3 separate regions of the Homo sapiens genome follow, and regions 2 and 3 are each linked to region 1. Evidence: chromatin contacts called from ENCODE Hi-C or POLR2A ChIA-PET data. All regions are on one chromosome and are shown on one strand. Each heading gives the region's core, a stretch centred on a gene start or an enhancer-like site at or near the end of the contact. The rest is flanking DNA. Distances are from core to core; before and after follow the strand shown. Region 1 overlaps IQGAP2 (IQ motif containing GTPase activating protein 2). Region 2 has its middle 29 kb from the start of F2RL1. Region 3 overlaps IQGAP2 (IQ motif containing GTPase activating protein 2).

Region 1 (3,857 bases), core at 116-2,615:
GATGACAGAGGGGGAGCTTCAGGAATGCTACTGGTAATAATAGATACCATATGAATGGAGTGGCCAAACCCAAGGGGCCACACCAGCTTACAAGCGCCGTATGGGCTCATTTATCTACAGTGGGGTTTGAGCACAGCTATGATGAATAAACTCCCTGGTGTATTTCTTTCTCTTTTTTTCTTAATTCTTTTTCAAAATTAGATACCTCCTCATTCAGGGAGAGCAAGACCCGTGGTTTGGATCAACCTATCTTACATATTTGAAGAGCCCTGGCGCCAGTACTCTAAGCAGTTGATTTATGCTGGTCAGACCATATCCAGAATGTTATATTTGGACTGGGGTGGGAAGGGGGATGCATATTAAGGTCATTGGTAACTGGAATGTGAGCAGGACTGTGAGCTCTCTGCAGATGCCATTGTGAGGAGCTTTAAGGGACTGAGTGGTTTCACTTGGAAAAAGGAAAGATGGTGGAAGAGGGGATAGAGGAACACAGTCTTGGCATTTCTCTATAGGTTTTTCAGGAGCTGCTGATTTGGAAAGGGAATTGGACTTGTTTCCTGCAGCTCTAGTCTCTTAGGTCTTAGTTGCCACATTTGTACAATCAGGGATTGGATTGTTTTTCAAAGGTCTCTCTCCGGGCCACAGTCCTAAGACTAACCAGGTTTCATGACTGGGTGGCCCTGGAAGGCAGGCCTCTCAGAGTGAGCTCCTGTTTGAGAATGGAATGTGCCAATATTGTACTCTCCAAAAGAAATTTAATATGAGCCACATGTAATTTTAACTTTTCTAGAAGCCTTATTTTAAAAAGAAATAGATGAAATTAATTCTAATAATATATTTTATTTAACCCAATATATCCAAAAATATTTAAATATGTAATAAATGTAAAAAATTGATGAAATATTTTACATTCTTTGTTTCATACAACATCTTCAAAATCCAGTGTGTGTTTCACACAGCACATCTCAGTTTGTACTAGCCATGTCTCAAGTGCTCAAGTGCCACCTGTGGCCAGTGGCGGCCATCATGGGCAGCACAGCTTTAACGACCATGTGAGTGCTTACCATGTGCCAGACCTCACAGAAGGCTTTAGATCTTTTCATCCAATCCTTGCATCAGTCCTGAGAGATTCCTGTTTTATAAACGAAAAAACAAAACCTACAAGGATTATATAACTTGCACAAATCCACATGGCTAATATGCAACAAGAGTCCAAGCCAAGACAGATTTGGCTTTAAATCTGTCCGTCCCCGTCGTCCTTAAGCACTAGACACACTGTAGTGGGAGGGAGGTGGGTTCCCTGTCATGGGACTGGATGGTTACTTATGTCTGAGGTAGAACTTTGGCAATGAATTCCACAGGCCTGGTGTACAGTAGAAGTCCAAGGGAAACAGGCTGTGTGAGCAGTTTGTCCTCCAGCAACTCTTGAGCAAATAAACATTCTTTGTCTTTGGTGGGGCACGTTTTATTGACTCCAGTCATTTGGTCATTGCACAGCTTCTCTAAAGAACTAGAAGTTCCCTAGAAACTGTATATCACAATTAGTTCTGAGAATACTATTTCAAACAAGAAAGTTACTATATTGACATTTTTTAAATCATCCAAAGCTTTTATTTTTAACTCAGTGTTCCTGTTTAATACATTGATGATGATGGCTGGAGGAAGGTGGTGTGTAGGAAGGAAAGGATACATTGCTTTCTCAGCCACAGCCGCTTTAGGAAACATGCCATCCCCCACGTGGCTGTAATTAGCTGTGGGCCCACCTTTGAGTCTCTGTGGAGTATTTAGCTGTGCATTCCCAGACAGCCTGTAAATCCCCAGCAGCAAAGGGTCATGGGGCCAGAGGAAATGGTTCTCCAAAGGCTAGGGGGAAGGGAGGCAAGGAAGACACATTGTGATTGTTCTTTTCACACAGACTTCTGATAAATAGGAAATGAGAAAAATGATGTTTACAGATGGCTTATTGGATTTTATCCTATTTTCAAAAGTAATATATTTGTAATTAACTTGAAGGGTTTTCTCTGTCATTTGGGAGTAGTTGCCCATATCCTTCAAAATGTGAAAATTTTGTTCTCATTTCTAAATTTCATGCTACATGAACATTTCCTGCTAGAGTTTAGGAAGAAAAATTAGTCATTCAGTGATATCATGTAATGACTCTGAAATAACTAAAGTTAAATGCAATAACGGGACTACAGTAAAAGTGAAACTTCAGATGTCAATTAGACCAGTGTATGTATAATTTAAACAAACTTTTGTCTGTGTTTCCTTTTCTTCTTTCTTTTCTTTCTTTCTATCTATCTATCTAGATATCTATCTGAGATGGTATCTCACTCTGTCACCCAGGCTGGAGTGCAGTGGCACGATTTCAGCTTACTGCAACCTCTGCCTCCCGGGTTTAAGCAATTCTCACACTTAGGCCTCCTGAGCAGCTGGAATTACAGGCACATGCCACCATGCCCAGCTAATTTTTGTATCCTTAGTAGGGATGGGGTTTCGCCATGTTGGCCAGGGTGGTCTGGAACTTCTGACCGCAGGTGATCCGCCCACCTCGGCCTCCCAACATGCTGGGATTACAGGAGTGAGCCACCGCGCCTGGCCCTTTTTTTTCTTTTTAGAAGGAAAGCCTTTTCCAATAATACTGTTTCCACCTTATGTAAAAGTGAGCAAATTTGACCCTTTAGCTTTTATGTTAAAACCTTTGTACGTAATTACATAACATGATGCCTCCCTAGGAAGTGGTGGCCAATTGCCATAAAGAACACCTATGAGAGAACTACGGTTTTCGTACTTCCAGAAGAATTTTCCAGCTCTTTACTGTTTACTGAGAAGCTCTTCTATTCTCTTCCACCTGAAGACTGGAAGAAGACCTAACAAATAGGTTTCTTTGTTAACCCTATTTGTTAGTTGCTCAGGCCCTTGAACACCATCCTCCTCGCTGCTGTGTCAGCTGACAGACCAAGCCTCCACAGCCCACACTGAACGTTCGCTCCCACTGGTCTTCAGACTCTTTAATAGCTTTCTGATAGTAGGAAAGGTAACAGTTGGTCTGGCTCCTAAAGGCTTATGAGGTATTAAGCCAGCTCAGAAGTCTAGGTGCTATTAAAGTCAGGAAAGGAGAATATTAGATATCATTCCTGCACTCTGCAGTAGCAGGCCATATCAGCAGCACTTGCTCCCCCTGCCCATCAAAAAGTAGTCTCCGTCTAAAAAAGAAGGAAAAGTATTTAGAGAGGAAATCTTGTGATACACTTGTGCCCATGTTACTGACAGTATAATGCTACAACATCAAGCACAGAAAGCCCAGACTTTGATTATCAAGCATTCATAAACTTTCAGGAGCCTTATAGCAGACCTGGTGAATATCCGCAAGAATGTTTTATTTTAAGGTATTATCTTTGAAGCTTCAGTATTGTATGTGTTTGTGCACTCTCTTAGGAGAAACAGATTTTTGTGCATAAGGACTACAGTCTGAAAGTCTGTCTCTTTCTCTGGTTTGTTAAGGACCAAGAAGCTGATAATTGATGTGATCCGGAACCAGCCAGGGAACACATTGACAGAAATCTTAGAGACACCAGCAACTGCGCAACAGGTAATTTGACTTTAAGTGTAAAATAATAATAGACAGGTGTTGATTTTCTTCATAAATCTTTATGCCATATGTTTATTATCTCAGAGAAACTGTATCTGACATGGTCCGGAAGTAAGGAATTTTATCTATTACTGCAGTGGACTTAGTTCAGCCATATATAAACCTGTATGAAGTATCAATGGGAATGAAATAGAAAATACAGCACCAAATTCATGCCGAATATACTTTTGTCTTAACCTAGGATGATAGTTCTGGGTTTTTCAAA
Region 2 (4,151 bases), core at 1,593-4,092, 100 kb after region 1:
TAATAATAATAGGTCTGGCCCAGTAGCTCACGCCTGTAATCACAGCACTTTGGGATGCCTTAGAGGGCAGATCACCTGAGGTCGGGAGTTCAAGACCAGCCTGACCAACATGGAGAAATCCCATCTCTACCAAAAATACAAAATTAGCCAAACTTGGTGGCACATGCCTGTAATCCCAGCTACTCGGGAGGCTGAGGCAGAAGAATCATTTGAACCTGGGAGGCGGAGGTTGCAGTGAGCCAAGATCGCACCATTGTACTCCAGCCTGGGCAACAAGAGCGAAACTCCATCTCAAAATAAATAAATACGTAAAATAATAATAATAATAAATAATTTGGAATGTCCTGGCTGGGTACTCAGCAGGTCACTGAATATGCAGATATGTGGGAGAACAAGGGTAGGGGAGTGAGCAGGAACCTGGGGAGACCAAAAAGCAGAGAAAGAACTCGGACAGGTCTTGCCACTGCAACAGTCAGAGTAGGAGGCAAGTGCCACTGCCACAGCCGCCAGACACGGGCCCTTGCTGCTCCTGGACTCTTGACCCTGCCACCCTGGAAACAATCTGTCATTCTCCTGACATGCAGGTACTAATGCCCTCAAAAGTCAAAAATCCTGGGTAGGAATGTCTGATTGGTGTAGCCGGTATCATATGCCAGTGCCCCAACTACCAAGGAGAAGGGGAAAAGAATGTCTGTGCGTCCTTCGGCTGCCAGAGTAGGGTACCTCCTGCAAGCTCATATTTCCCCAGGAAGCAGGAAGCAGGAAGCAGGAGCCCATGCCAGGAGGGCCACTCTATTGCCAAAAGGAAATCACAGCCAAAAAAAAAACAAAACACTCTTTTTTTTTTTTTTTTTGAGAAGGAGTCTCTCTCTGTCACCCAGGCTGGAGTGCAGGGGTGCGATCTCGGCCACTCTTTTTTTTTTTTTTTTGAGAAGGAGTCTCTCTCTGTCACCCAGGCTGGAGTGCAGTGGTGCAATCTCGGCTCACTGCAAGCTCTGCCTCAGGGGTTCGTGCCATTCTCCTGCCTCAGCCTCCCGAGTAGCTGGGACTACAGGCGCCCGCCACCACACCCGGCTAAGTTTTTTTGTATTTTTAGTAGAGATGGTGTTTCACTGTGTTAGCCAGGATGGTCTCGATCTCCTGACCTCATGATCCACCCGCCTCGGCCTCCCAAAGTGCTGGGATTACAGGCATGAGCCACAGCGCTTGGCCTTTTTTTAGACAGAGTCTAGTTCTGTCACCCAGGCTGGTGTGTGTCATGTGCATCCATGTGAAGAGACCACCAAACAGGCTTTGTGTGAGCAATAAAGCTTTTTAATCACCTGGGTGCAGGTGGGCTGAGTCCGAAAAGAGAGTCAGCAAAGGGAGTTAGCAGTGGGGCAGTTTTATAGGATTTGAGTAGGTAGTGGAAAATTACAGTCAAAGGGGGTTGTTCTCTTGCTGGCAGGGGCGGGGGTCACAAGGTGCTCGGTGGGGAGCTCTGGAGACTTATTGTCCAGGAAAAGGAATGTCACAAGGTAATGTCATCAGTCAAGGCGGGAACCGGCCATTTTCACTTCTTTTGTGATTCTTCAGTTGCTTCAGGCCATCTGGATGTATACTTGCAGGCTTGGGCTCAGAAGCCTGACAGTGTGCAGTGGCACAATCTCAGCTCACTGCAACCTCCGCCTCCTGGGTTCAAGCAATTCTCCTGCCTCAGCTTCCCGAGTAGCTGGGACTACAGGCGCACGCCGTCACATCTGGCTATTTTTTTGTCTTTTAGTAGAGATGAGGTTTCACTGGGTTGCCCAGGTTGGTCTCGGACACCTGAGCTCAGGAAATCCACCCTCCTGGGCCTCCCAAAGCGCTAGGATTACAAAAAAATCCTCTTTGACTATCCTCTATTTCCTTTCTTTTGCTCTTTCTTCCCTTATCTTCCTCACCAACTTTTTAATCTACATACAAAATATTCTGTGCATTGTGGAGAGCAGGGAATTGAAAGTGTGGTTGGCTGAATAATGGTCATCCAGAGATAGCAGTCCCTAATCCCTAGCACTTGTAAATGTTGCTGTATAAGGAAAAACGGGCTTTGTGTATGTGACTAATTTAAGGATCTTGCCATGGGGAGATTATCCTGGATTATCTGGGTGGACCATCACAAGTGTCCTTGCACAAGCCAGGCAAAGGGAGATTAGACGCACAGCAAGAGAGGAGGCAACGTGGCCACCAAGGCAGAAATTAGAATAATACGGCCACATGTCAAGGAGAGCCAGCAGCCACCAGGAGCCGGAAGGGACAAGAAGCAGATTCTCCCTAGAGCCTTCCAAAGGCCCACAGCCCTGCTGACAGCTCGCTTCCACCAGTGATACAGATTTCAGACTTCTGGCTTCCAGAACAGTGAGAGAATATATTTCTGTTGTTTTAAACTATCTAGTTTATGGTAATTTGTTACTGCAGTCACAGGAAACAAATACGCAATATGAAGAAGATGTGAAAATATTATACCTTTAAAACAAGGCAGAAAGAAGGAAGCAAGGATGCTGAGCTCATGAGTGCAATGTTAGTCACCTAGCACACAAAGGAGTGAAAGCCAGATAAAATAATCCAGAAAACCATGTGTCTTTCGAAAATAAATCTAGGATTAGAATAGGACAGACTGAGTAACACAGGGAAAAGTAATAACTCTGTTGATCCATCTAAACCAGATATATAATCTCCTGACAAATAGAGCAGGAGGTATGAATAGGAGGACATTTTAGTTGTTTAACTGGTGAAATGTTAGGGGGTGGAAGGGGGAAAGAGTGGCACAGGCTAAATCGGCTAGATGACTCAGAAAATGAATTTGTTTTCAGATAATTGCTTCCTAACGTAGCAATGATGCAGCTCTTAGTCATTCCAATAGCAAACAGCCATTCTGATAGCAATTCCACAGAGACAGCAAACCAGCTAGAACAAAAGACTGCTCCACCCACAACAAGGACTCTGGTGGGAAAAAGTTCCTAGTGAATGAATCCAACATAATTGACTCTGAGCTGCTCTTGTGTCAAAGACAGGCTATGAGAAACTGGCATGGATGGGAACAGCTTCAGACATTGGCTTCCTGTTGTGTCTTCTTGCTGCTGTGAAATGAGGCTCTAAGATAAACAGAGCAGAGGCACATCTGGAGAGGAAGGTTACCAGAAGGGTGATGTCACTAGCAGCAAATCAGAACCCCATCTTTCAGCCTAGCAGGGATTTGAAGGATTTGTATCATAGTATGCAAGGGGCTTCCAGCACTGCATGGCCTCTATCTTTAATCAAAGTCAGAAGCCTACAGGCAGGAGTGGGCTGAGCTTCTCATGTGTGCTCACATCGTGCTGGTGAGCCACTGAAGGCCTGATAGGAGGAGAGTAAGACTCAAAAACTCTGCTTAAAATCCAGATGTGTAAATGAGACGTACTCTATTAAAGAGGACAAGAATCAAACATAGGAAAACTATTATACCACTAAGATGACACAAGGCCCAAGCTGAAGTGCTTAGAAGTTTGTGGATATGAATTAACATATTTTTTTTCTTGAGTTAGCATGTGATTCCTACTCTTTGAGAAAGGTGGCTTTAGCCATGAGCTTGTACTGTTGGTGGGACTTGCTGTTTAATCAGTCAACAAATCACCAATGGGCACAGCTGTGTGCTAAACGCCAACAGGAATATAAAAGCACAGCATCCCTGATCTTAAAGGGTTTTTGCAGTTCTGCTGGGAAAATTAAACAAGCAGGAAACATCAGCATTCCAATGCAGTAAAAGCATATTGTGTACTCTTGCCTGTTGCTGCTACAGGAGTTTATTAATTCATCCACTCAACTAATAGTTATTGAATGTCTGCTTGGTGCCAAGCATGCTTCTGGGATACAGCAGTGAACAAACCAACACCAAATCTCTGCCTCATAGAGCTTACATAGGGTTGGGGAAGGTCAGACGCATTGGAGATATCTACTAGACACCAAGGTGGAGATCAGATTGATGAGGGTGGAGCTCAGGGAAGAGATCTGGACCAGAATTCAGAACTCAGAAGATGTAAACACCAGAGTGGGCTGGAGATGCTTCAGGGAGCAGGGAAGACTTGAATGGGGCCCGTTTCACAACAGCAACAAAAGCCTCTTTCACCAGTTCTCTAGGCCAAGGCCCAAGCCCT
Region 3 (3,777 bases), core at 364-2,863, 110 kb before region 1:
CTGATTATTTCTGCTTTGAGATGTGGAACCACCACTCTCTAGGGATTCCTCTTAAAAGTCATGTGTTTATATTAATTTTTCAAGTTTAACCTTATTAGCTTACTGGATTCTGCTTTTCTTGCTGTCTAGTTCATTTGACCATTGAGATTCTTCTACATGGGCAGCCACAAACGGAAGCTATGTCTGCCTCTCCTCTGTGATAGGATTACTCTTCCCGCTGCTGATACTGTAGCTGTGTCGCAGCAGCCATGTTTTCAGGTGCAATGGTGATGCCATGGCTCTGGCAGACCCACTTCTGGTTCACCAGCCGTCCAGGTACTCTGGGAGCTTTGTGGAGTAGAGTTTGTCTAGCCAGCTCCCACACAGCCAGGTGGCTGTCTTGCTTACCAGGTGGCCTTTGAACCTGCTCCTCAGGCATTAATGCATAACTTTCCTTGTCTTAACACTCTGTTCCCTTAGAACCTTTTCCTTCCCTAAGAAACTGATTGAACCCTTATATCAGATTGATTATATCTCTAACAGTGAACATATTTGCATTTATAAATAAGATTTCCAAAGACAGTTTCTTAGCTCAAAGGACAGGCTCTAATCCTAGGTTCTCAGAAGGGATATCTGGAGATGGCAGTATTTGGAAGTAAGGTGAGGGAGGCAGTTGCACCTGCTTATTTCTTTCAAGTCCTTCCTTGCTCAGAATTCTCTCTGTGCTCTGAACCATTCCTTTCCCTTTCCTCCTCTTTCTGTCCTAAATTAGTATGGTGGTTATGCCTTTCTGTCTTCCTAAATTCTGAGCTCTTAAGAGACTATGAACCACATCTTGTTACTTCATACAGCTTACGTGCTATTGATTCCAAGTTAAAGTCTCTGGAGTTTGTATATTTAACTCTTCAGGAGGTTTAATTGAACTAATTTCTCTATGATAAGGCTACCTCAGGATTCCTTTGGTTTGGGGCTGAAAATTAGGTATAGAACCCTGGATTTTGATATGATATTGGCAGTGATATATGTGACTAAGATGGAAAAATTTGGTTCAGTAAATAAAACTATTTCAAACATGGAGTCTGTGGTGAAATAGAGATTCTTGGCATTGGAAAAAGTAAGAAAACCACTTTGATAGGTTATCAATAAGTGTTTGTATACAAAGGACACATTTATTTAACAAAGAATAGTAAGAACAAAGGTTAACACAAATGGAGCTTTTAACTATGTGCCTGGCACTGCACAAAATACTGTACTGGTATAATCTCATTTTATCTTCATAACATATCTGTGCAGTGGTCACTATTATTACTCCCATTTTATCACCAAGGCAGTTGAGGCACAGAGAGGCTGCCGAAGGTCACACAGTTAGTAAAAACCAGGATATGTGAGAACTGAACCTGTGCTATTATGAATTCAGCCAGCCAATGGCTTCAAAAGAAGTCAATTATTTCCCTACTTCTAAGAAAATTAAAAGAACACTGGTATCAGACTTGAACTTCAGCACAGGCCTCTCAGCTATTATATTTAACATGTTTTAAATGAAGAATCATGGAACTTGAGAAGGGGAAGGGCCTTGGGAAGTTATTGTAGTCTAAGTCATTCATTTCACAGATAAGGGAACTGAAAGCTTGGGTTACGTGACTTGCTCTTAGTCACACACTGAGGTTTTACCAGTTTTGGGACCAGGATTCAGCGCTTCTGGATTCTAGTCCTGTGGTCTTTCTGCTCTACCATGAGGCTTTGATATACAAACATTCATTCCACATGTTATAGTACAAAATGAGCTACACATAATGTGATCCAAGAAAGCTGAAATAAATTTAGCTCCTGCCTTTTAAGTTTGCATTTCATTACGATAGTACCTTTTAGTGTATATCCTGAAAGTATAGAAAAAACTAATACCACTAGTTTTATCTTGAAAGTGGTAGAAAAAACTAATGCCATGTGATATTGGCAGTAATGTATGTGACTAAGATGGAAAAATTTGGTTCAGTAGATAACAACTACTACTACTACTACTACTATATACTACTTTCATGATATACACTAAATGGTATTTTTTAAAACTTTCTTTATTGCTTCCTGGACTTTAAGTGATATTATTTGTACAAGTAGGAGCACATGGGTCAATGAGTCGGTAGCTACCTCTGGGCAACCCCTCCGTTGCTGGCCTCACTCAGCTGCACAGGTGTGCTGTAGCTTTTGGTGTGGTAGGAGGCTTGCTACCTCACAAAAAGTGCTCTCTTAGACATGAGAAGCAAAGGTGACATTAATTCCATGACTTCCTTTGGAATGCTCTCAGCCCTTTGACTTGGCTGTTAGGTACCAAACGGTGCTTAATAAATTAACTGTTGAAGAGCTACATGAGATTGGCACTTTTTCTATTCGATGGGCTTTTTTGTTTTTTAGATTAAGACTTGATTTCCTATATACTTCAGGTAATAAGCAGCCTCATTTGAATTTAAATGCTTGGGAAGGAAGTTTGCTATTGCTGTTTCTTTTCAGCATGGGAATACTGGGTAAACACAGTTTCCTGATAAACATTTGCCCGTTTGAGTAATCAGCTGGGAAGCACCTCCCACACAGAGATTAGGTGTAAAACGCCCATACCATGAAAAGTGATCTTTCCAAAGCTAACAGTTTAAACCTCAACATCAATGATTTAAAAAAAAAGAAAAAAAGTTGAAAATTGAGGCCAAACAGAAACTATACAATATTTTTTTTAATTTTTTAGTAAATGAGATTTTTTGATATATGCAAATGAGATCTTTACCTGATCAATATTAGCTTAAGAAAATATCAGACTTAAATTTAAAAGCAAAGATTCTTCCATGTTCAGAAAGCTAACTTCTCAGCACCACCTTGTGGTAACTTTTACTTAAGCCAGGATGTTTGTTTATTGTAAGATTTATATTAATATTACATTGTACAATGGAGAAATTAAAAATGTAATTGGAAATAGCTATCTAACTTCTTTATCATCAAAGGGGAAAATTAACAGTTTAGTATAAACATTTTACTTCATGTTATCATCAAACCTATATTTTGTGGTAGCCTAAGTACCTTAATTTAGGGATAGCATGGTAGAGAAAATTTTTTTTTTTTTTGAGACACAGAGTCTTGCTCTGTTGCCCAGGATGGAGTGCAGTGGCACAATCGTGGCTCACTGCAACGTCTGTCTCCCTGGTTCAAGCAATTCTCCTGCCTCAGCCTCCCTAGTAGCTGGGATTACAGGCGTGTGCCACCGTGCCCAGATAATTTTTGTATTTTTAGTAGAGATGGGGTTTCACCATGTTGACCAGGCTGGTCTCGAACTCCTGACCTCAAATGATCGCCTGCCTTGGCCTCCCAAAGTGCTGGGATTACAGACGTGAGCCACTGTGCCCAGCCGAGAAAAATATTTTTATATAGGAGCTGTTCCATAAATAGTAATTAAATGAATGAATGGATAAACAGAGCATAATGTGAAAACAGTTGCATCAAGATCATTGAGCACAGCTGTCTTATCCCCTTTCCAAAACTAACATGAAATTAACTACAGTAATAACTTTTAAAAAATACATTTGCGATAAAAATGCCATCTACTAACCAGAAATTTGAACAACCCCTAACATGAAGTAAACAGACAGAATTCGATTGACTGAGAAACAAACTGGGAGAAGATCACAGCCCACAAAACGCTGGGGGTTGCAGCAGAGGTAGGAGCTGTCGTGAGGTTTGCTCCAAGCAAAGGGGACAGCAAGGAAAAGAAGAGCCTCAAAGTGAGCAATCGTCAGCCTAGGACCAGCAGAACTATAT

Evidence for each region. A loop is a pair of places that touch in the nucleus more often than their neighbours do. ChIA-PET counts read pairs that join two places held with the same protein, here RNA polymerase II (POLR2A). Pooled maps may share reads with other maps.
Region 2: a loop to region 1 is called in a map of endothelial cell of umbilical vein, with 6 times the contacts of the local background. The contact joins two enhancer-like sites. A Hi-C loop is called at or near these places in 1 of 168 maps with a recorded cell type or tissue (endothelial cell of umbilical vein) and 6 of 50 pooled maps. POLR2A ChIA-PET finds 5 or more read pairs at or near these places in 6 of 52 experiments (AG04449, AG04450, H1 and 3 more).
Region 3: a pooled map shows a loop between it and region 1 (9-fold over the local background). The contact joins two enhancer-like sites. A Hi-C loop is called at or near these places in 1 of 168 maps with a recorded cell type or tissue (CD8-positive, alpha-beta T cell) and 5 of 50 pooled maps. POLR2A ChIA-PET finds 5 or more read pairs at or near these places in 2 of 52 experiments (Panc1 and activated CD8-positive, alpha-beta memory T cell).

The regions. Positions count from the first base shown.
Region 1 is chr5:76,689,851-76,693,707 of GRCh38, forward strand. It overlaps IQGAP2 (IQ motif containing GTPase activating protein 2), which reads left to right. Exons shown (of 36, transcript NM_006633.5): 31 at 3,505-3,592. Among named protein-coding and RNA genes, the nearest start is that of NCRUPAR, 21 kb to the right of the region's middle. Within about 2 kb of position 1,366, at least 6 of the 41 ENCODE cell types and tissues checked have a DNase peak (open chromatin) inside an H3K27ac peak, as active enhancers do; they include endothelial cell of umbilical vein, where a contact is called at or near this core.
Region 2 is chr5:76,787,934-76,792,084 of GRCh38, forward strand. No RefSeq gene overlaps it. Among named protein-coding and RNA genes, the nearest start is that of F2RL1, 29 kb to the right of the region's middle. Within about 2 kb of position 2,843, at least 15 of the 41 ENCODE cell types and tissues checked have a DNase peak (open chromatin) inside an H3K27ac peak, as active enhancers do; they include endothelial cell of umbilical vein, where a contact is called at or near this core.
Region 3 is chr5:76,580,803-76,584,579 of GRCh38, forward strand. All of the region lies in intron 5 of IQGAP2 (IQ motif containing GTPase activating protein 2), which reads left to right. Among named protein-coding and RNA genes, the nearest start is that of F2RL2, 41 kb to the right of the region's middle. RefSeq lists an enhancer at 1,425-1,514. Within about 2 kb of position 1,614, at least 4 of the 41 ENCODE cell types and tissues checked have a DNase peak (open chromatin) inside an H3K27ac peak, as active enhancers do.